Regions from separate parts of the Homo sapiens genome. Here all the other regions are linked to region 2. Evidence: chromatin loops called from intact Hi-C (ENCODE). Cell type or tissue: CD4-positive, alpha-beta T cell. All regions are shown on one strand. Each heading gives the region's core, and the rest is flanking DNA. Links, peaks and the distances in the headings are about the cores only. Region 1 has its middle 110 kb from the start of BNIP2. Region 2 has its middle 120 kb from the start of FOXB1. Region 3 has its middle 28 kb from the start of FOXB1.

What was found. A loop is a pair of places that touch in the nucleus more often than their neighbours do. Peaks named below come from ENCODE experiments on the same cell type or tissue, not always from the same donor. Only the 100,000 strongest peaks of a DNase experiment are listed, where the experiment ranks them.
Region 1: it touches region 2 in a loop (4-fold over the local background); 2 of 110 quality-filtered maps call a loop at or near these places.
Region 3: it touches region 2 in a loop (2.7-fold over the local background); 2 of 110 quality-filtered maps call a loop at or near these places.

The regions. Positions count from the first base shown.
Region 1 is chr15:59,799,948-59,807,437 of GRCh38, reverse strand. No RefSeq gene overlaps it. Among named protein-coding and RNA genes, the nearest start is that of BNIP2, 110 kb to the right of the region's middle. RefSeq lists a silencer at 3,506-3,555 and an enhancer at 3,288-3,816. In CD4-positive, alpha-beta T cell, for the core only: no CTCF peak of the experiment used is centred there; a DNase peak (open chromatin) is centred at 3,557; H3K4me3 peaks cover 772 bases; H3K27ac peaks cover 529 bases.
Region 2 is chr15:60,123,500-60,130,989 of GRCh38, reverse strand. No RefSeq gene overlaps it. Among named protein-coding and RNA genes, the nearest start is that of FOXB1, 120 kb to the right of the region's middle. RefSeq lists enhancers at 1,857-2,358, 2,922-3,111. In CD4-positive, alpha-beta T cell, for the core only: CTCF peaks have their summits at 3,071 and 3,273; a DNase peak (open chromatin) is centred at 3,309; H3K4me3 peaks cover 1,217 bases; H3K27ac peaks cover 1,176 bases.
Region 3 is chr15:59,972,330-59,979,819 of GRCh38, reverse strand. No RefSeq gene overlaps it. Among named protein-coding and RNA genes, the nearest start is that of FOXB1, 28 kb to the left of the region's middle. In CD4-positive, alpha-beta T cell, for the core only: no CTCF peak of the experiment used is centred there; a DNase peak (open chromatin) is centred at 3,099.

The DNA of each region.
Region 1 (7,490 bases), core at 2,450-4,949, 320 kb after region 2:
TCCCTGTCTTGTGCCAGATTTCAAAGGGAATGCTTCCAGTTTTTGCCCATTCAGTATGATATTGGCTGTGGGTTTGTCATAGATACCTCTTATTATTTTGAGATACGTCCCATCAATACCTAATTTATTGAGAGTTTTTAGCATGAAGCGTTGTTGAATTTTGTCAAAGGCCTTTTCTGCATCTATTGAGATAATCATGTGGTTTTTGTCTTTGGTTCTGTTTATATGCTGGATTACATTTATTGATTTGCATATGTTGAACCAGCCTTGCATCCCCAGGGATGAAGCCCACTTGATCATGGTGGATAAGCTTTTTGATGTGCTGCTGGACTCGGTTTGCCAGTATTTTATTAAGGATTTTTGCATCAGTGTTCATCAGGAATATTGGTCTAAAGTTCTCTTTTTTGGTTGTGTCTCTGCCAGGCTTTGGTATCAGGATGATGCTGGCCTCATAAAATGAGTTGGGGAGGATTCCCTCTTTTTCTATTGATTGGAATAGTTTCAGAAGGAATGGTACCAGCTCCTCTTTGTACCTCTGGTATAGCTCGGCTGTGAATCTATCTGGTCCTGGACTCTTTTTGGTTGGTAAGCTATTAATTATTGCCTCAATTTCAGACCCTGTTGTTGGTCTATTCAGAGATTCTACTTCTTCTTGGTTTAGTCTTGGGAGGGTCTCTGTGTCTAGGAATTTATCCATTTCTTCTAGATTTTCTAGTTTATTTGTGTAGAGGTGTTTATAGTATTCTCTGATGGTAGTTTGTATTTCTGTGGGATCGGTGGTGATATCCCCTTTATCATTTTTTATTGCGTCTATTTGATTCTTCTCTCTTTTCTTCTTTATTAGTCTTGCTAGCAGTCTATCAATTTTGTTGATCTTTTCCAAAAACCAGCTCCTGGATTCATTGATTTTTTGAAGGGTTTTTTGTGTCTCTATTTCCTTCAGTTCTGCTCTGATCTTAGTTATTTCTTGCCTTCTGCTAGCTTTTGAATGTGTTTACTCTTGCTTCTCTAGTTCTTTTCATTGTGATGTTAGGATGTCAACTTTAGATCTTTCCTGGTTTCTCCTGTGGGCATTTAGTGATATAAATTTCCCTCTACACACTGCTTTGAACGTGCCTCAGAGATTCTGGTATGTTGTGTCTTTGTTCTCATTGGTTTCAAAGAACATCTTTATTTCTGCCTTCATTTCGTTATGTACCCAGTAGTCATTCAGGAGCAGGTTGTTCAGTGTCCATGTAGTTGAGTGGTTTTAAGTGAGTTTCTTAATCCTGAGTTCTAGTTTGATTGCACTGTGGTCTGAGAGATAGTTTGTTATAATTTCTGTTCTTTTACATTTGCTGAGGAGTGCTTTACTTCCAACCATGTGGTCAATTTTGGAATAGGTGTGGTGTGGTGCTGAAAAGAATGTATATTCTGTTGATTTGGGGTGGAGAGTTCTGTAGATGTCTGTTAGATCCGCTTGGTCCAGAGCTGAGTTCAATTCCTGAATATCCTTGTTAACTTTCTGTCTCGTTGATCTGTCTAATGTTGACAGTGGGGTGTTAAAGTCTCCCATTATTATTGTGTGGGAGTCTAAGTCTCTTTGTAGGTCTCTAAGGACTTGCTTTATGAATCTGGGTGCTCCTGTATTGGGTGCATATATATTTAGGATCGTTAGCTCTTCTTGTTGAATTGATCCCTTTACCATTATGTAATGGCCTTCTTTGTCTCTTTTGATCTTTGTTGGTTTAAAGTCGGTTTCATCAAAGACCAGGATTGCAACCCCTGCCTTTTTTTGTTTTCCATTTGCTTGGTAGATCTTCCTCCATCCCTTTATTTTCAGCCTATGTGTGTCTCTGCACGTGAGATGGGTTTCCTGAATACAGCACACTGATGGGTCTTGACTCTTTATCCAATTTGCCACTCTGTGTCTTTTAATTGGAGCATTTAGCCCATTTACATTTAAGGTTAATATTGTTATGTGTGAATTTGATCCTGTCATTATGATGTTAGCTGGTTATTTTGCTTGTTAGTTGATACAGTTTCTTCCTAGCCTCGATGGTCTTTACAATTTGGCATGTTTTTGCAGTGGCTGGTACCAGTTGTTCCTTTCCATGTTTAGTGCTTCCTTCAGGAGCTCTTATAGGGCAGGCCTGGTGGTGACAAAATCTCTCAGCATTTGCTTGTCTGTAAAGGATCTTATTTCTCCTTCACTTATGAAGCTTAGTTTGGCTGGATATGAAATTCTGGGTTGAAAATTCTTTTCTTTAAGAATGTTGAATATTGGCCCCCAATCTCTTCTGGCTTGTAGAGTTTCTGCTGAGAGATCAGCTGTTAGTCTGATGGGCTTCCCTTTGTGGGTCACCTGACCTTTCTCTCTGGCTGCCCTTAACATTTTTTCCTTCGTTTCAACTTTGGTGAATCTGACAATTATGTGTCTTAGACTTGCTCTTCTTGGGGAGTATCTTTGTGGCGTTCTCTGTATTTCCTGAATTTGAATGTTGGCCTGCCTTGCTAGATTGGGGAAGTTCTCCTGGATAATATCCTGCAGAGTGTTTTCCAACTTGGTTCCATTCTCCCCGTCACTTTCAGGTATGCCAATCAGACGTAGATTTGGTCTTTTCACATAGTCCCATATTTCTTGGAGGCTTTGTTCATTTCTTTTTATTCTTTTTTCTCTAAACTTCTCTTCTCGCTTCATTTCATTCATTTCATCTTTCATCACTGATACCCTTCCTTCCAGTTGATCGAATCGGCTACTGAGGCTTGTGCATTTGTCACGTAGTTCTCATGCCTTGGTTTTCAGCTCCATCAGGTCCTTTAAGGACTTCTCTGCATTAGTTATTCTAGTTTGCCATTCGTCTAATTTTTTTTCAAGGTTTTTAACTTCTTTGCCATGGGTTCGAGCTTCCTCCTTTAGCTCGGAGTAGTTTGATCATCTGAAGCCTTCTTTTCTCAACTCGTCAAAGTCATTCTCTGTCCAGCTTTGTTCCATTGCTGGTGAGGAGCTGTGTTCCTTTGGAGGAGGAGAGGCGCTCTGATTTTGAGTTTCTAGTTTTTCTGCTCTGTTTTTTCCCCATCTTTGTGGCTTTATCTACCTTTGGTCTTTGATGATGGTGACGTACAGATGGGGTTTTGGTGTGGATGTCCTTTGTTTGTTAGTTTTCCTTCTAACAGTCAGGACCCTCAGCTGCAGGTCTGTCGGAGTTTGCTGGAGGTCCACTCCAGACCCTGTTTACCTGGGTATCAGCAGCGGAGGCTGCAGAACAGTGAATATTGGTGAACAGCAAATGTTGCTGCCTGATCGTTCCTCTGGAAGTTTTGTCTCAGAGGAGTACCCAGCTGTGTGAGGTGTCAGTCTGCCCCTACTGGGGGGTGCTTCCCAGTTAGGCTACTCGGGGGTCAGGGACCCACTTGAAGAGGCTGTCTACCCGTTCTCAGATCTCCAGCTGTGTGCGGGAGAACCACTACTCTCTTCAAAGCTGTCAGTCAGGGACATTTAAGTCTGCAGAGATTTCTGCTGCCTTTTGTTTCACTATGCCCTGCCCCCAGAGGTGGAGTCCATAGAGCCAGGCAGGCCTCCTTGAGCTGCGGTGGACTCCACCCAGTTCAAGCTTCCTGACTGCTTTGTTTACCTACGCAAGCCTGAGCAATGGTGGGCACCCCTCCCCCAGCCTCGCTGCCGCCTTGCAGTTTGATCTCAGACTGCTGTGCTAGCAATGAGTGAGGCTCCGTGGGCGTAGGACCCTCCGAGTGAGGCATGGGATATAATCTGCAGCTGTGCCGTTTGCTAAGACCGTGAGAAAAGCTCAATATTAGGGTGGGAGTGACCCGATTTTCCAGGTGCCATCTATCACCCCTTTCTTTGACTAGGAAAGGGAATTCCCTGACCCCTTGCACTTCCCGGATGAGGCAATGCCTCACCCTGCTTTGGCTCATGCTCGGTGCACTGCAGCCACTGTCCTGCACCCTCTATCCAACACTCCCCAGTGAGATGAATACGGTACCTAAGTTGGAAATGCAGAAATCACCCGTCTTCTGCGCGTCGCTCACGCTTGAATGAGAACTGACGAGGGTTTGGAAATTATCCTCTTTCCTTCCCAGCTCCTCCCTAATTTCTAAATGCCAGCTTTTAAAGTGATTTTGGAAACATATTCAATTCTAATGCAGAGATTCAGCCTAATCTTTGAGTACAGTGCTGAATAAACCACCCTCACAGTGCATGTTTTCACTTCATTTCTTCTTGCGGCTTTCCTGAATAAACTAGCTTAAGCAATATCTTTACTCAAGTCCTATGTTCATTCAGTCCCTGATAGTTTAAAAGAATTAGCTTACTTCTTAGCAAAATTGTACTGATATCTGCAAAATTTTATTTAGTTCTGGTATAATTACTCAATGGGTAGGTTTGAGTTGTGGATACGGGTGTGAATAGACCATGACCTTCACTTTCCAGGAGCTCACTTGTCCAGCAAAATTACCAAGCCTGCCACTTATGTAATTTTAATATTCTAATAGTCATATTTTAAAAAGCAAAAAGAAACAAGTGAAATGAATTTTTACAATATATTTTGTTTAATCCAATGTATCCAAAGTATGTAATTGATATAAAAATTACTAAAGAGAGGTTTTTACATTCTTCATTCCTTGTTCTAAGTCTTCAATATCCAGCACATTGAACACATCTCAATTTGGATTAGTACATTCTTTCTTTCTTTCTTTCTTTCTTTTTTTTGAGACAGTCTCACTCTGCCACCCAGGCTGGAGTGCAGTGATGCAATCTCAGCTCACTGCAACCTCCACCTCCTGGGTTCAAGCAATTCTCCTGCCTCACCCTCCCAAGTAGCTAGGACTACAGGCATGCACCATCATGCCCAGCTAGTTTTTGTATTTTTAGTTTCACCATTTTGGCCAGGCTGGTCTCAAACTCCTGGCCTCAAGTGATCCGCCCAGCTCAGCCTCCCAAAGTGCTGGGATTACAGGTGTGAGCCACCATGCCCAGCCTTGGATTAGTACATTTCAAGAGCTCAATAAATCACATGTGGCTAATGGCTACTGTGTTGAACAGTACAGATCTGGGGCAGTGGTCTCCAAAGTGTGGTGCCCCTTATAGCTCATTGGAGCTTGAGAAGAAAATATATTTTTTGGGATCAGGTTAAATTTATAGGCTAACTGGGAGATAATTGACATCTTTATGATGGTAAATCTAAGACTATAACATGTCTTTCAATTTGTTTAAATATCCTTTTTGTGTCTTTGAGGTTTGTATCTTATATGTATTTTACAAATTTTGAAAGCTAATGTCTAAGTATCTTACATTTTTATTGCTATTGTAAATAAGATTTTTCTTCCTTTATTTGCTAACTGGTTGATATTTATATATACAGAAGCAACTAATTTCTGAATAGTCATACTGAATTCAGTTTTAATGGCTTTTCCATTTATCTTCTTAGGTTTTTCAAGTATCATATCAACTGCAAATGTGATGATTTTATGTTTTCCTTTTTAGATGGTTTCTTAGCAGGATGGCTGTGACTCAGGATCTCTCATAAAATTTAAGTCAATCTATTGGCTGAGGCTGCTGTCATCTGAAGGCTTGACTGGGCTGGAGGATCTACTTCCAAGAAGGTGCACTCCCATGGCTATTAGCTGGAGGCCTGCATTCCTCAAAGGCTCTTGGCTAGAGGCCTCAGTTAATTCCTGACCATACGGGCCTCTCCACAGGGCTACCTGAGTATCCTCAAGACATGGCAACTGGCCTTCCCCAGAGACAGTGATTCAAAAATGAGAAAGAGAGGCTAAGATGGAAGGCACAATACTTTTTTATAAATTAGCCTTTAACATCTTTCAGAGGTGGAACTTAATTCCTCTCCCTTTATGTGTGGGCTGGATTTAGTGAGTTGATTCTCATAGACAGAATAAAACAAAGCACAAGTGTTTATTTTTTTTCTTGTACTTCCTGTAGTTTTACCTTTGTGAATATTGATATTGTGTTATTCAGTGCTTCTATCTGCACTGTTAATTGCACTTTTTAACAAAATTGAAAGCCCATTTTGACTTATTTAATGCTTTGTCCTGTATTCAACCTTGTCTGATATTAAAATGACTAACTTGTTTTCTTTTTGTTTGCATTGTCTGGTATATTTCACTCATCCATTTGTTTTCAAACTTTCTGAATTGCTTGCTTTAGGGGTGTTTCTTATGTACAGCATAAACTTTAGATTTTCTTTGTGATGTATTCTAAAAGTTATTTTCTTTCAATGGGTGAGGTTAGTCCATGTATGGTAACTGATATGACAAGTTTTGTATTGCTTCTGTCATACAATTTTATATTGTGTTTTTCTATTTTATAGTTTTATAAAATTTTTAACATATGCTCTACTTCACACATTTTATTTTTCATGATAAATAGGAAGTTTTACATTTTTATAAATATTTACCCTTAAATTGTAAGTTTGCCTGATAATGAATCTTGGATTTATTTAGGCAACATGTATTACTTATTCCAAGAATAAAGAAATGTCTATGTATATATTTTCTCCTATTCTTTTTTCTACCATCCAATTTCTTGTTTTTAAAATAGAGATGGGGTCTCACTCCATCACCCAGGCTGGAGTGCAGTGGTATGATCATAGCTTATTGCAGCCTCGACCTCCTGGGCTCAAGTGATCCTCCTGCCTTGGCTTCCCAAAGTGCTGGGATTACAGGTGTGAGCCACAGCACCCAGCCACTACCATCTAATTTTTGTAAATTATTTTATCTTTCTTAGTGTTCTTTTTTGTACTGTTAGATTTACTCTTGCCCATATTTTTTAATATTAAGATGATATTCTTTAATGTGCAACTACTAAAGATGAGAAAATCACATCACAGTTTTATGGATATAAATTTGCTTAGCCTTTACTTTCCAGCTGATTTAACACTTACCTCCCAACTTATGTTACTTATATCTTGTCTCCTTTTTTACTGCATCTAACACTTACTTTCTGTTCTGTAATTCTAACCACACATTTGTTTTCGTCTTAGAGCTGTTACAATCAGGGATCCTGCAGGTTCCTTTCCTCTCATGGCTTGATTGGCTGAAGTTTGGCCTCTAGGATATTCCTCAAGAGGAGATTAAGAATATATTCTCTGAATTCTTGGATATTCAAAAATATTTGATTTTTTTTTTTTTTGAGACAAAGTCTTGCTTGTCACGCAGGCTGGAGTGCAGTGACGTGATCTTGGCTCACTGCAACCTCCGCCTCCTGGGTTCAAGTGATTCTCCTGCCTCAGCCTCCTGAGGAGCTAGGACTACAGGTGTGCACCACCACACCCAGCTCATTTTTGTGTTTTTAGTAGAAACAGGGTTTCACCATATTGGCCAGTCTGGTCTCGACCTCCTGACCTTGTGATCCACCCACCTCGGCTTCCTAAAGTGCTGGGATTACAGACATGAGCCACCATGCCCGGCACCTTGACTCTTTTTCTTATAGCCAAATAACATATTTAGGTTGCACATTCCTTCCCTGAAGA
Region 2 (7,490 bases), core at 2,297-4,796:
AACTTGGGAGGTGGAGAGTGCAGCGCGCCGAGATTGTGCCACTGCATTCCAACCTGGACGACAGAGCAAGACTCTGTCTCAAAATAAAATAAAATAAAATAACCCCAAAAACAAAGTGCAAAGATAAAGTATAATAGGAGGACCAGCTAATATGAGGAGTCAAGGAGGGCATTCCTGTAGAACTGACATTTAAGCCAAGGTCTGAAACATCATTAAAAATTAAGTATGTATATAAAGGGGGAACTAAAACCCAGTTTCGAAATTTTTATGAAACCAGGTGCTTATCTCTTCCCTACTGCTTATTCTGTTTCTGAACAACCAACTGGAATGTGCAGTTCTGGTAGGTTTCTCTTCTTACTCCCTCACTAGTTGATGCAGCACATTGGCTGATACTGTCTTAAAAAAGAAACTTGAAGTGTGGCTTGAGAAAAGATCACAGAACCCAGAGAATTACATACTGCAAAGCACTACTGAGACCATGACTCCATTCCTAATTATAAAAAAGTCACTGTTAAAAAATGAGTGTTTCCACTTCCTGTGGGAGTTTTCTTTGCCAAAGAAAAGAACAAATGTGGTAGGCATGGATTCATAATTTGTAAAGGTAGGAAGGTTAGATTTTGAAATCTATTACAGCAGACATGTTTAGTGTAACATATAAAGATCACTACTCAGCGCATTAGGCCTCCAAGTGCTAATGGAGTTTTTCTTCCTAGGGCAGCTAAGAGAAGGGGCCATCGGCAGGCAGCAATGAAAACAAGGCATTCTGCCCAGAGTCGCACAGCCTGCCCCATACTTTATGATCCTCAGTAGGCTTCCATCTGTTTATTTTTATTTAGTTGAGTTTTTCAACAAGAAATATATATTTGTTACAGACAAAAGTAGTAAATACAGATTGATAAAAGTTAAATGAAAATTAGCCATTATGTCACTATGCAGAAAATATTAACAGCCATAAGCATTTTATGGTATAGCTGTATAGAGATATGGATTAAAAAATTAATTCGTGGCCCGGCCTGGTGGCTCACCCCTGTAATCTCAGCACTTTGGGAGGCTGAGGTGGGCAGATCATGAGGTCAGGAGTTCAAGACCAGCCTGGCCAACATGGTGAAACTTCGTCTCTACTAAAAATACAAAAATTAGCTGGGCGTGGTGGCACTCACCTGTAATCCCAGCTACTTGGGAGGCTGAGGCAGGAGAATCACTTGAACCCAGGAGGTGGAAGTTGCAGTAAGCCAAGATTGCACCATTGCATTCCAGTCTGGGTGACAAAAGCAAAACTCCATCTCAAAAAATAGATTAATTAATTAAAAATTAACTTGTGATCTTATTGACCTCACATTGTTGGTAATTAGTCTTTTACGATTGTTGCTTCTTTTAACTTTCAGTGATGATTTACTTTTTAGAGTAAGCCTTAAGCCTTCTAAGAAACCAAGACTCCTCCTGAAAACTCATTTGAGAAGTTACTTATGCTAATAATCCGCAATTCACAACCCTTTTCAGCAGTTTGTTCACCTCAGGGCTTCACAATAGGTCCTTGTTGCAATGCCATGCAAGTAGCTGCTCATGTGGAGGCTTGGGGATGGCTGGGGTTGGGCGGCAGTTTTGCAAATTTGTGCAGAAAAGTGACATTCAGGCTTCCCTTCCTTTCTCTTTGGTTTTTAGAACCAGAAAACTAGCAATGCCCTCAGGCAGAAAAATGACTTCAACTGTAGGTGGTAGAAGTGCAGTATTTTGGAGGAAGGCAAGAAAAAAATCATTTTACCAAAAAAGATACATTTGTAGTTTAATGAAGACGAATCCCAACTCTTAGTGACAGAGGTAGTCATATGCTGGAATTAAGCGTAGGGCTTACCTCTGTGAGCTGCAGGTGTTTCTCCTGTTCATATTTCTAAGGTGGTTTGCAATGCTACTGTGCTGTAAACATGCTTAAATTAGGTGGTTGTACTTCCTGGTTCTACCACGAAATGCTTCCAAAGTCATCCGGTCCTCCCCTATCCTGGGCACCCCCTCAATATTCTGGGACCATTAGGCTTTAACCTTCCAGACAAAGACCCCTCAGAGAGGAGAGCTGGCTATGGAAGGGACTATCCACAAATTCCAAGGACTCACGCGGGTGAAGGATGAGTTTGTTATGGAAATGATACAATTAGTATACCTGTTGGGGACAGAGGTGATTGCTACATTTTTCACACAGTGCCCCACGTTGGCTGATGAAAGCAGAAAAAGAATGCAACATTGATAAGCACATCCAGTATGACATGCTACAGGGAGAGCAGAGTAACAGCCCCTCAGAGGTGACTAACTAGGATTGAACTTTACTTGAAGCTGTCTGTAAGATTTTAAAAAAGAAAAGAAAAAAGATTTGTGTTGGGAAATTTTCTGCTTTCTTAATAATCTTTATCCAAAATTTCTGTTAGGACTTCAATATCTAAACAACTTGTGAAAGGGAATTATGATTCTCTGGTCTTTCCAAAACAAAAAGAACTAAGAGCAGTCCAAGTGAATAATACATTTGTTTACCTATTTATAACTATAGTAACTGACATCTTTTTGGCACTTACCTTGGGCATTTTCTTATTTATTATCTCACTTAACAACAACAGTATGAAATAGGTACTATCGTTTATTTGGTGTTAAGAAGAGGAAACCGGGCCAAAGAAAAGTTTTTCCCAACTCCAGTTTGGTTCCAAGTTCATGTTCTTAACACTGAACTCTACTGATGATCCCGAGTTCCTTTGTTTTGTACTTGTGACATTCCTGCAGGAGCAGTCACTCTTTTGTGACATGAGAAAGATGAGTTTGGGGCTCTGAAGTGCTTCTTAGCAAACCAGAGAAGCTTTGCAGGGCATGCTGCCAGTGAGCCAACTCTTGGGGGCTCATTTTTCTGGGCTCCTCATGCCAGGACAGAATGAAAGATTTCACTTAGATAATTACCTAGGAGGGGAAACCGTGTAAAAAGTCGTGGTGCTCAGAGATGATTAAAAAGCATGATTTAATAGAAGTTGCAGTTTCACTTTCACTCGAGGTTGAGGCATCTTAAAGGAGAGGGAAAAAACCATAGGGCAGAGTCAGGAGAGCGGGTTGGTCCTGTTTCGGTTCAGCTGTCTGGCTTAGGGCAAGCTCTGGGCTTCTCTGAGGCTTCATTTCTTCATGTATTAAATCAGGAGTGAGCCAGATAATCCCCAGCCTGTCTCGGCTTACAGTGTGAGATTTGTCTGTCTCTGCTGTAGCTGGGAAGTTACAGAAAGGGGGCACCCTCTCCTCGTCTTCCGCTGCTCCCTTCCCCCAACCCCTCATATTAGGAAACAACTTTCCAAATGACGTTTTTGAGAGGCCAGGTACAGACAAACTTATCTTTTAGTCTGGAGTGAAGTGCCACAAACCCAACAGCTGTTGTGGTCAGATGGGGTATACAAAAACAAACGTGCGCGCGCGCGCGCGCACACACACACACACACACACACACACACACACACACACACAAACACAGAAAACAAAAAAGGGTAGAGCCCACTGCATGGTCAATACAATTTTTTGGAAAAGATCTCTTGTTCTTAATCCTATTCTGATTTTCCCACTTTTGATAAAGTCGGTGGTCTAGAGAAACAAATCTCTGTTAGGAGAAAAACAGCTGTGTGGGTACACCAGGCAAGCCTAACTGAGCACAGCTGTGGGCTGGGCTGGCCTGGCCAGGGCCACCAGTTCACTTTCTCTGCCCTGGAAGCTGTCCATCCTCCATCAACAATTTGTCACCATGTCAGTTTTAAAATCCCAAGAGAACGACTATGTTGTTTTTATGCTGATCATTTATATTTACCCAGAAGTTTCTTTTAGGTTTAGCTGAAAGCCACCCTTCTCAAAAGTGCCTATAGTTACTCACAATTACTTGTGCAAAAAAAAAAAAAAAAAAAGGTAAAGGGGAAGTGGAGCCTGACAAAGATAATCCAGAAGTAATGTACACTGCTTTAGGAAATCTGTCATCTTCTGGAGGCAGACATGCCTGCCTACTGCCTAGTGTAGTACTTGGCACATACTGGGCACTCAAAAAAAACTATTCATGGAATGAGAGGATGGCTGGATGGATGGATGGATGGATGGATGGATGGATGGATAGACGGACGGATGGATGGACGGATGGATGGATGGATGGACCGACAGACGGACAGATGGATAGATAGATAGATAGATAGATAGATAGATAGACAGATAGATAGATAGATTGATAGGTAGGTAGGTGGATAGATAGATAGATAGATAGATAGATAGATAGACAGACAGACAGACAGACAGACATTCAATAGATGAGGTCACACAGCCCTAGAAGGCTAGGTCCTGTGTTAATAATGGGTAGCCAGCTGGAGGCAAACCTGGGACTGACAGGTCTGCCAATTTCACACACAGGGCTCATTCTACAATCTACTCCCTGCTTTCGTTTTTGTGTTTTTCATGTACAACTTAGTTCCTTAAGCACATGCAACTGTAAACCAATAACCCCTTAATGCTTTCTCATGTTCAAATGTGTGATCACATCTTACAATTTAGGGAGTACCCTGCACTAAGCAGGTTGGGTGCGATGGCTGCAACCACACAGCAGATGCTTCCCCTTCTGTGAGCAAATTTGGAGGTGTGCACAGGGTAAACTAGGCAGGAAGGCAAGAAGAGCTGTCTCTCTCCATCTCTCAAGTAGTCCAATAGCTGGATTCTTCTGGGTCAGTGCAGCGTTAACCAGAAGCCATGCTGCTAGCCCTCTCTGTGGCACCTTCTTAGAATTACTACTCAAATGCGGTGCAAAATGCTGTAACTGAGGGCTGTCAGCTTCTCCTAGATTGTTTAGAATGTGTTGTTTTCTCTTTTATTGATACATAATATTTTACATGTGTGTGGGGTACATGTGTTTGTTACATGCATAGAATGTGTAATGATCAAGCCAGGATATCTGGGTTATCCATCACCCTCAGTGTTTATCATTATTTTTGTGTTGGTATCATTTCAAGTTCTCTCATCTAGTTACTTTGAAATGTACCTAATATTCTTGCTAAGTGTAGTCACCCTAGTCTGCTATCAAACATTAAAGCTTATTTCTTCTAACTATTTTGTACCTATAACCAACCTCTCTCTGTCTCTCTTTTTTTTTTGAGACAGAGTCTCACTCTGTCACCCAGGCTGGCGGGCAGTGCCGTGATCTCAGTTCACTGCATCCTCCACCTCCCGTGTTCAAGCGATTCTCCTACCTCAGCTCCCTGAGTAGTTGGGACTACAGGCACACGCCACCACGCCTGGCTAATTTTTGTATTTTTTAGGAGAGACAGGGTTTCACTATGTTGGTCAGGCTGGTCTCAAACTCCTGACCTCAAATGATCCACACAGCTCGGCCTCCCGTAGTTCTGGGATTACCAACCAACCTCTCTTCATCTCCCTCCCCAGCATCCACACTTCCCCATTTCTGTCTTCTGAGATTTTTCATCAGCACAGAGCTACAGACTGCTCTAGCAGGGGATTTACTAAACTCAATCGGCCTTGGCACCCTCTCCCCCTAGTTTATCTTAATGAAACATTGTGAGGAATAGCATTTCCTGCACACTGTTTGAGAAACACATTCCAAATGTTTTGGGGCACTTTGGTCGTTTCTAAGCTCTTTATTCAATACAACACGTGCTGTGTAAATGCATGTGACTTGAAGATGTTGAAGAATAAAGTTGTTTCTCTTAATAAGAATTAAGTCAATGTTAAAGTTAACATTCTTAGAAAATAGCTGTTTGAGAAAAAATTTTTAATATCATTCCCATCCTACTAAGGCAAAATTGATAATTTCATTGAGACATGAAAGAATTCCAGAATTTTTCTGGCTGGGTAGCTGGGTGTCTATCTATCCATCTACCTGCCTACCCACCCATCTCATTATGAACATTTCACATAGAACAAAGAGAAACCTAATCAGTGCTCGTGTCTCCATTTCCTAGATTTGATAGTTACTAACATGTTACTGGAAATGGTTCACCAAGTTCTTTATGTTGCAATGTTTTAAAGAAAATTGCCAATATCATGACTTTTCCCTCTAAAAATTTTAGTATACGTTTCCAGAAAACAATAACTGACTGCTTCCTGTGTAACCACAATACCCACGTCTCACCTGACAGCATTCTCAGAGATGTGTTAATGTTATCTTATAGCCAGTTCCTGTTCAGTTTCTCAGCTGGGCTTATTCAAACCAGGATCCAACTAGGAACCACCCATTACATCTGGTTGTTATGTCTCTTAAGGTTTTTTAAAATCTGGAACTAAATTATATATGAAAAAGCAAAAATAAACAGGGAACTACGGAACAAGCACCAGGTTAGGGATTGATAGATCAAGCATCAGTCCAAGCTCTGCCACCAACCTGCTGTCCCCACTGAGCACAGCACATAGCACTCTGAGCCTCTTTGTCTCATCAATACATTTAATTCACTTACTTATCCATTCTTACTTTTAACAGATACGTACTGAGAGCCCAGATATGTATTGAGTGTTCAATATGGCCTCGTTCTTGCTCTGGGCACTGTTCTAGGAAGAAATTCGTCTTCCAGAAGATGATAGAATTTCATAATTCCAATTCTTGTGGATTATCCATGCAAGAATTCATCTCTTTCTTTCCTCTCCATTTCCATGACATTTATTTATTGAGGATACAAGTCAGTTGTCCCATAGAACTGAATAATTCTTCAATCATCTGACTTTTTCTTTTTGCGATATCATTTCTCCTGTTCTTCTACCTTCTGTATCTCCTATAACCTGGAAGTAATATCTGAAAATTTGACTAGATTTGGGTAGATTTTTGTGTGTGTTTGTTTTTTTTTTTTTTTGAGACAGAGTCTCACTCTGTCACCCAGGCTGGAGTGCAGTGGCACAGTCTCGACTTACTGCAACCTCTGCCTCCTGGGTTCAAGCGATTCTCCTGCCTCAGCCTCCTGGATAGCTGAGACTACAGGTGTGCACAAACACGCCTGGCTGATTTTTGTATTTTTAGTAGAAATGAGGTTTCACTATGTTGGCCAGGCTGGTCTCAAACTCCTGACCTTAGGTGATCCACCTGCCTTGGGCTCCCAGAGTGCTAGAATTACAGGGATGAGCCACTGCACCTGGCCTAGAATATTTTTTATGAAAATGTTTTATACGTGGTACTGTGTACTTTGTATTGCATCTCATCAAGAGTTACAGAATGTCTGGCTATCCCACTTTGGAAGTGCTAAGACCAATCATGGGTTTAGATCATTACAGCCAGATGCCCCACTATAGAAGCAGTGACTTGTGACTAGCAAGAAATCTGTTTGGGAAGGGGGACGTGCAGCGGAGTTAGCACATTTATACCATGTGAATCTAATCCTTTTATTTATTTATTTATTTATTTATTATTTTTTGAGACAGGGTCTTGCTCTGTTGCCCAGGCTGGAATGCAGTGGTGCAATAATAGTTCACTGCAGCCTCGACCTTCTGGGCTCAAGCTATCCTCC
Region 3 (7,490 bases), core at 1,935-4,434, 150 kb after region 2:
TGTGATCCGCCCATCTTGGCCCCCCAAAGTGCTGGGATTACAGGCGTGAGCCACCGCGCCTGGCCAGTATTTTATTATCCCTGAATAGAAACAAGCTTGCCTAAAATACCTGTCATGTCTTGTGGTTGTATACCCTTCACCTTTAAAAATAGATACATTTGGAGACACTATTACTTGGCAAGTCCTCCATTATTTTGTGTTTTTATATCTTAATAATGAAGCATAAGATAATCAGTGGAAATTATGATGATAATTAAGAAATTGTAGAGCACCTACAGGAAGGGATGGTTACATTTCTTTTAATACTATATTGGGCCGGCCGGGCGCGGTAGCTCATGCCCGTAATCCCAGCACTTTGGGAGGCTGAGGTGGGCGGATCACGAGGTGAGGAAATCGAGACCATCCTGGCTAACACGGTGAAACCCCATGTCTACTAAAAATGCAAAAACAAAAAATTATCCAGGCGTGGTGGCAGGTGCCTATAGTCCCAGCTACTTGGGAGGCTGAGACGGGAGAATGGCGTGAACCCGGGAGGCGGAGCTTGCAGTGAGCTGCGGTCGCACCACTGCACTCCAACCTGGGCGACGGAGCGAGACTCCATCTCAAAAAAAAAAAAAAAAAAAAAAAAAAGTATTGGGTCATTATTCTTGTATCTGAAAAAAAAGTTTGAATTCTGCTGGTTGTCATCATGTTTTGGACTATTGAAATTCTTATGTTTTTCTGGCCCTATTTTTGCTTGTTAATTATCAAAATAACATAACTGACATCTACACAATAGGTCAAACTTTAAAAAATTCATAGCTTTTAATTTTCATTTTGTTTATATTTATGCTATGTGAACATCCTGCATTTTAGAGTTTGTATATTACTTTGGGGAATAACTGCAGAGTCTTCCCGTTTACATAATTGTATTTAATGATAAAAAGAAAACCATGATGTCATGATGCCTGTGGTCCTCTGATGTTCTTTGTTATCAATTAAAAAATAAACTAGATTTTCTAATTCCCCAGTTCCTTGAAGATTTATTTTAAAAAGTGACCTGAATTTTTTTAACTTCATGCAAAAATGTTGCATTGTTTACAAGATGAATATTAAAATGATACAATTAGAATGAATAGTGATTTCCTTTGAGGTTCTCTTGAGAAAGAAAGTGCGACACCCAGACACCTTGGGATATCGCATGAAACGTATATGTTATCTACAAACCTGATTTGATATTAATGTATTCTACTCATCAAGTTTATTTTCCCTGTTGACTGAAGTTAACATTAATCCTTTAATTTGCAAATACTACAGTTCTAAAAATTACGTTTCCAAGTTGTTCGCTGGTGGTTATGCTATATGGTGTCATTGTAAACTCACTTCTGAGAAGATTATTTACAGTTACTCTAGAAGATGAAATTATCTCCAACATGTCTTTCTTGCAAAATTAGTGGAAATACTGGTTGCTATTAAACATGATCAGCTGCTATGACAGCAGGGTACTTGTAAAAAAAATTACTTACTATCTCTTTGTTTTCAGTCTTCACTGAGGTGAATATATTTAATGTAATTATTCAGCTGCTAACCAGCCACTGATGTTAACTATCTCTGTTTAAATAAAGTGCATCTTAAACAAAATCTATGCCACACCAAAGGTTTTATTTTTTTTCTTAAGAATTCTATTTTGTGTTTATATCTAGAAAAGGAATTTAATGAAGTATTGTGCTTTCTAAGCCCACACGTATTATTACACAGAGAAAATCTGATCATTCTTGTATCTTCAGAAAGGGTGGCATCGTGTCAAATTAAAATTTTGGATTTCTTAATCAGCCAGTGATTTATAAGACAATTTGGGGACAATTTACTTTATGAGTGCCTCAATTTACCTTTTCAACAGCAATGAAAACTTCGTGAGACTCTTTTGTATTTAGTGAAATACACTGGAACAAAGAGATGAAAACAGCGAGTGAACTATAAACTTCTCTTCTATTCTTATTATAGAAAAAATTACTCCAAGCCAGCAATGGGCAAAATATGTAAATATAATGCCCTTAGGTATACATGTAGTGCCTGTTGATTTCAAGGGAAGCCATGCAAATGTATATGAATAGAATTTGATTCTGAGTCTCTTCAGTTGGCTCAACAATTTAGGTTTTCAGTTATATTTATGTTTTACTATATCCCCCAAACAGCTCACAGAATAAATGTATTTTATGTCTTGAATCATCAGCCGGTCTTAAAACTGCTCTTTCTTTCTCTATGTAAATATTCCGACGTAGCTGGTTGCCTAACAAGCTTGCTTAACCATCCAGCAAACTTCGAATCCAAGGCCTATTCATACTTCTTGGTTCTGATATATGACTTTAAACTGGAAAAGAATCTTTTCAAAAATACGTTGCTCCCCAAGCATCACTCTAAGGAACAGAATGTAGCTGGGTTGGCTATTATTTGGGGGTTTGGAAACGCGGCTTAATGATATTCATATTAGAAATGATAAACCTGGAGAGTTATAACTTCTGTCTCCAATATATTAAGTCTGAACTTTGGCTCAACTGCTATTTTGATGGAAAGGTTTGTGCTGTTTCCTGCATTTATTTGAGTTGCCAGACTTCTTAAATGGCTTTTAAATATCTTAAGTAGAGCAATTCACTATTATATAGTAATTTTGTAGTTCTTTATGTTATTACTTGTTGAAAGTTACAAGCAGTGCATTTTTTGTTTCAAAACAAATTTCTATACCCAGCACAATTTCCAGTTTATAGTAGGTGCTCAACAAATACCTGTTAAGTAGATGAATATCAGCTGCTTCTGTATTCTTTTGATTCCTTGCTCTTGCTGTACCTGCATAACCATGAGTTCCAGGTGTCACACTATTGTACCCCACCTTCTACTCTAAAAAATATCAAAATAGGACCTTCGTTCAAGGTCCAACCAGAAAGAAGGAATCACTCTTCTTAAATCAGAGGAAATTTATTTAGTGCAAAGAACAGGTTACACAGGTGCAGAAAGAGCTGAGAAGATGAAAAGAGCACAAGAAAGCAACACAGAGGTTAGCAGTAGCAGGAAGCTACACGCCTAGACTGGAGGGACAAAGGGAGGAAGTGGAGTGGAGGAAGTGGTGTTACCACAGCTCAGAGGCTGGGGGCACCTGATGGAAGCTGAAACCACAGAAGACCATTCTGATAGACACTGATACTAAAGAGGTGATGCAAGAACGTGATACCCGACAGGCACCAGAAGCAGAGAACGGAAGAGGTCCTCTGGCTTCTCTCTTCCTTCTGCCCTCCTATTTCTCATTAGCCAAACACTGTAAAATGCCCGTTGACATGGGGGCATATGGAAGGCAGCCTGCAAGCCTCCCCAGCCCCCTAGACTGAGCAGAGCAGGGAAGGACAAATAATAGATCTGAGAGCAAACAGGCCATGACCTGATCCACTACCAAAGGAAGATATTTGGGAATAATAATAATAATATTTTAGAATAATATATTTGGCAATTTTGTGCTTTCCATTCCCTTCTGACATATCCCTGCCTGCCAGTCACTCTGCCCATTAACTCCTATCCCAGTGTGGCCTCACCAGTGATACTTCACCAGTCCTTTGATCCTGAGAGCCCTTCATGAGGCATAATCCAAGATCAGACAGCTGGCCCTGTACTTTACATGCCACTCGATCACCCATTACAGAGGAATCCAGCCCAGTGGACCTTGCTCCAGAACTTATCCCCCAGCCTCGCAGCTGATTTCACTGCCAGAGATGGTGGATGATTCTCCTGAGCTCCTGGTGGAGAGAGCAATGCGATCTTGGTTACCCAGGCCAACTTCCAAGCTTTTAGTGGTGTGATTAGGGCAGCCTCTGCGTCACCACAATTCCACCCTTATATTTTTCAATGAAGATTTTTTCTTTGGCAATTATTGTCCTTCACATTTTATGCTTCATTTATAAGAGTCTAATTTGCATTGCAACGTACAGACAAGCTACAAATTAAGACATCTTATTACGATTATCACTATTCATAACATTTTTCACTAGGCATCTGCTTTGATTTCTACAACAACCACATGATGTTAAGGCAGAGTTTCCCACCATTGGCACTATTGTCATTTTGGGCTGGACAGTTCTTTGTTGTGGGTTGTCCTGTGCACTGTGGCATGTTTAGCAGCACCCCTGACCTCTATTCACTGGATGCCAGTGGCACAGTGGCACTCCCCTCCCCCTACTTGTGCCAACCAAAAATGTCTCCAGACTTTGTCAGTTGTCCCATGAGGGATGAAAATCACCCTTCTTTGAGAACCACTTTGTTAAGAGGAGTACAATTATCGTGATCCACATTGTACAGATGAAAATACGAAGGTCAGAGATGTTAAGGAAGCATTCCAGGGATTTTTTACTTATACACCATCATATATTTTAACTTTTTACATAGGCTATACGTCAAATATCAATAAGAAATTCCTGGGGTGAAAAATTTGCTGGTCTGGGGCAAAGTTAAAACTGGGACCCAAAATATAAGGAAAAAAGGCAATATTTACTATTTTGAAATCCATTTCTAGGCCCTAGAAATTAAAGCAAGAATCTTGATTTTGATAACTGAAGGTTTGTATAATATTATCCTAATAGCTCTGTGTTATAAGAAATTGAGTGTCAGGACTACTGGGGACAGCCCTGGAATTTACTAAGCAGGGAAAACAGCACTAGTGGCTTTCTATCTGGCATTGACGTAATGACTAAATTTTTTTCCCTATATTTAAAATCTTTGGTTTCTTCAAGATAAGAACACCTTAATTTCCCTGATCACATCTGTCTGCTCACTAATGTGCATGTTTTCCTCTTTGTCAGCAGTTGGCTACCAGATGAAGTTTAGATAAATGGTTGTCAGCTTCCCTTACACTTGTTATGATGAGGTTTGGATGAAAGACTTACAGCAGATACTCTCAATGAGAAGAGTCCTGCACTCTCTGCAGTTCATTGAACCCATATGGATCAGAACAGCTGGAAGGATGGATATGCTACCTGAGGCCAGCAATTGTGTCGCCAACCATGACTCCCACTTGCTGACCCTCGTATAATGCATTGCAGTTCAGGGAACGTTGATCACTCCTTTCCATTTTGTGATGGATGGTGCCGTTTAAAACTGATGGCCTTGGAAACCACTGGTGAGTTTCTACATCTCACAGATGCAAGTGAGGCAGATAGTCAATAAATAATGGCATGTACTAGAGAAACATACACTGCTCTCCACCATGTGGGCTAAATGGTCCTGCCAACAAGCAAGGGTGACATTAGCTTAGGCCTGGAATGGAAAGGCATCTAGAAAAAACTATTTCTGGCTGGTACTGTTATAAGAAATACATGCTTCTTTCTGGACCTGTGTTTAAGATTGCTTTATGCATGTTGCTTGATTCTAGGGTGGCGCTAAAGCACCTGCACTACCTAGATGTTAATCTATGGCTAGCAAAGTGATAGCAACGCTTAAGAGGACAAAGCTTTACTGAATTAGATGCACTAATTAGGGCTGGAGTTTTGGGTACCACTTCATGGAAGGCAATTTTCTTCAGTCGTGTAAAGCTTGGCGAGGCATTCAGAATCATCTGGAAAGACTGCCATGATTGACACTGTTAAAGTTTTACATCATTCACAAACTCCGCTGACACTGAGTCCATTCTCCCAGAGCAACCTTCCAATTTCAGCTGCGCTTTACAAGTAGTCTCAACTCCAAATGGCATATAAGGCAGACAAACAAATGGGACGTCCTAGTCACACCCTAGTTAATAGATACATCAAGTATGTTTTTCATTATACAAATTAATCAATTGGCAACAAGTATAAAAAATGATTAAAATCAGTTAATGAGTTTTCAGTTGTAAAAAGGTCAGTTGTAGTCCCTGTGTTCGGCTGCATTCATTTGTTTGGGAAGAAGTAAAATGAAGCCTCAGAAAAGCTTTAGCATTTTATCAGGTATTCTTTAACATAGTTTTCCAGTTGTTTTGTGTGGGACCTTCTTTCCCCAAGAAGATGGCAAGGTTTTTTTTTTTTTAATTAATTAATTAATTATTTTTATTTTTGCTATTTTGTATATTCTCTAGTACATACTACAATGCTGGGGATAGGCTTAATGTTCATTGAAAAATCTATAGTTTGTTTTCTGGTTATCCTAATATATCCAGCTAATTAATTAAAGAGGTATCTGTAAAGATGTGGAACAGTATATCACAAGTACAGTGGCATCCTGTGAAATGACGGTTTGGTTGATTTATGCATCCATACAACGGGGTCAGTAGTAAATCACCATTACTATGTGATCATGATGTCTTTTACTAAAGGAGCATTTATCGTGAGTTCCAGTATGTGTGTGTGCTTTAAAGAGAAATGGTAGAGGCTACTGCTGTATTGAATTTACATAAAGGAAAGAAAATTCAAAATGTTTAAGGAGGGAGGGTAGTTGAATTTGCTAGTAGTACATTTATGATCTGAAGCTGTGTTGTGATATTTGGCTATTACTCCACCTCACTAGATGTGAAGATTAGAGCAGTGAAAAGCTCCTAAAAAAATGATTTTTTGAAATAATTCTGTTCTAGATGCTGGTGTGGATATCAAATAGCTTTAAAACACTAACACAGTCCCGGTGTGGTGGTTCACGCCTATTATCCCAGCACTTTGGGAGGATGAGGCAGGCAGATTGCTTGAGCCCAAGAATTCGAGACCAGCCTGGGCAACACGGTGAAACTCCATCTCTACAAAAAATACAAAAACTAGTCAGGTGTGGTGGCATGCACCTGTAGTCCCAGCTACCTGGGAGGCTGAGCTGGGAGGATCACCTGAGCCCAGGAGGTCAAGGCTGCAGTGAGCTGTGATCAGATCATTGTACTCTAGCCTGGGTGACAGAGTGAGACCTCATCTCAAATATAAATAAAATAAAATAAAAATACTAAGAGAAGGCTGATTCAAATAGAAAATTCTCAAATAAACTACTGTTGATTAAAATCTGTGCTGTCCCCATTTTTATAAGTTGTTAATGTATGTTAGTAATTTAATATTAGATTTACTTTAAGCTGCTTTGAATCTTGGGGTGTTTATGTCTTTTCTTGGCTTTGAAACACTGACTCAGTCTTTCTAGTAACCTCTGAATTGTCATAGACAAGGTGTAAATTCTCCTGTACTTCATCGATAATTTCCAGTCAAATAGTTTGGTAATAGCTCACTGTATTAATTTCTGGTGATTGCTATAGCAAAGTACTGCAACATGGAGACTAAAAACAACAAACTACCTGAAAACAACGGAAATGTATTATTTCACAGTTCCTGAGCCCAGAAGTCTGAAATCAGTATGACTATGCTGAAGTCAAGGTGCCAATAGAGCTGGGCTACCCTCCAGAGGCTCTGCAGGGGCATCTATTTCTTGCATCTTCTGCCTTTGGATGGCTGAGAATTTCTTGACTCATGGCTGTATCATTTCATTCTTTTCTTTCATGGTCATATTACCTTATCCTCTTCTGTCTGTCAAATCTC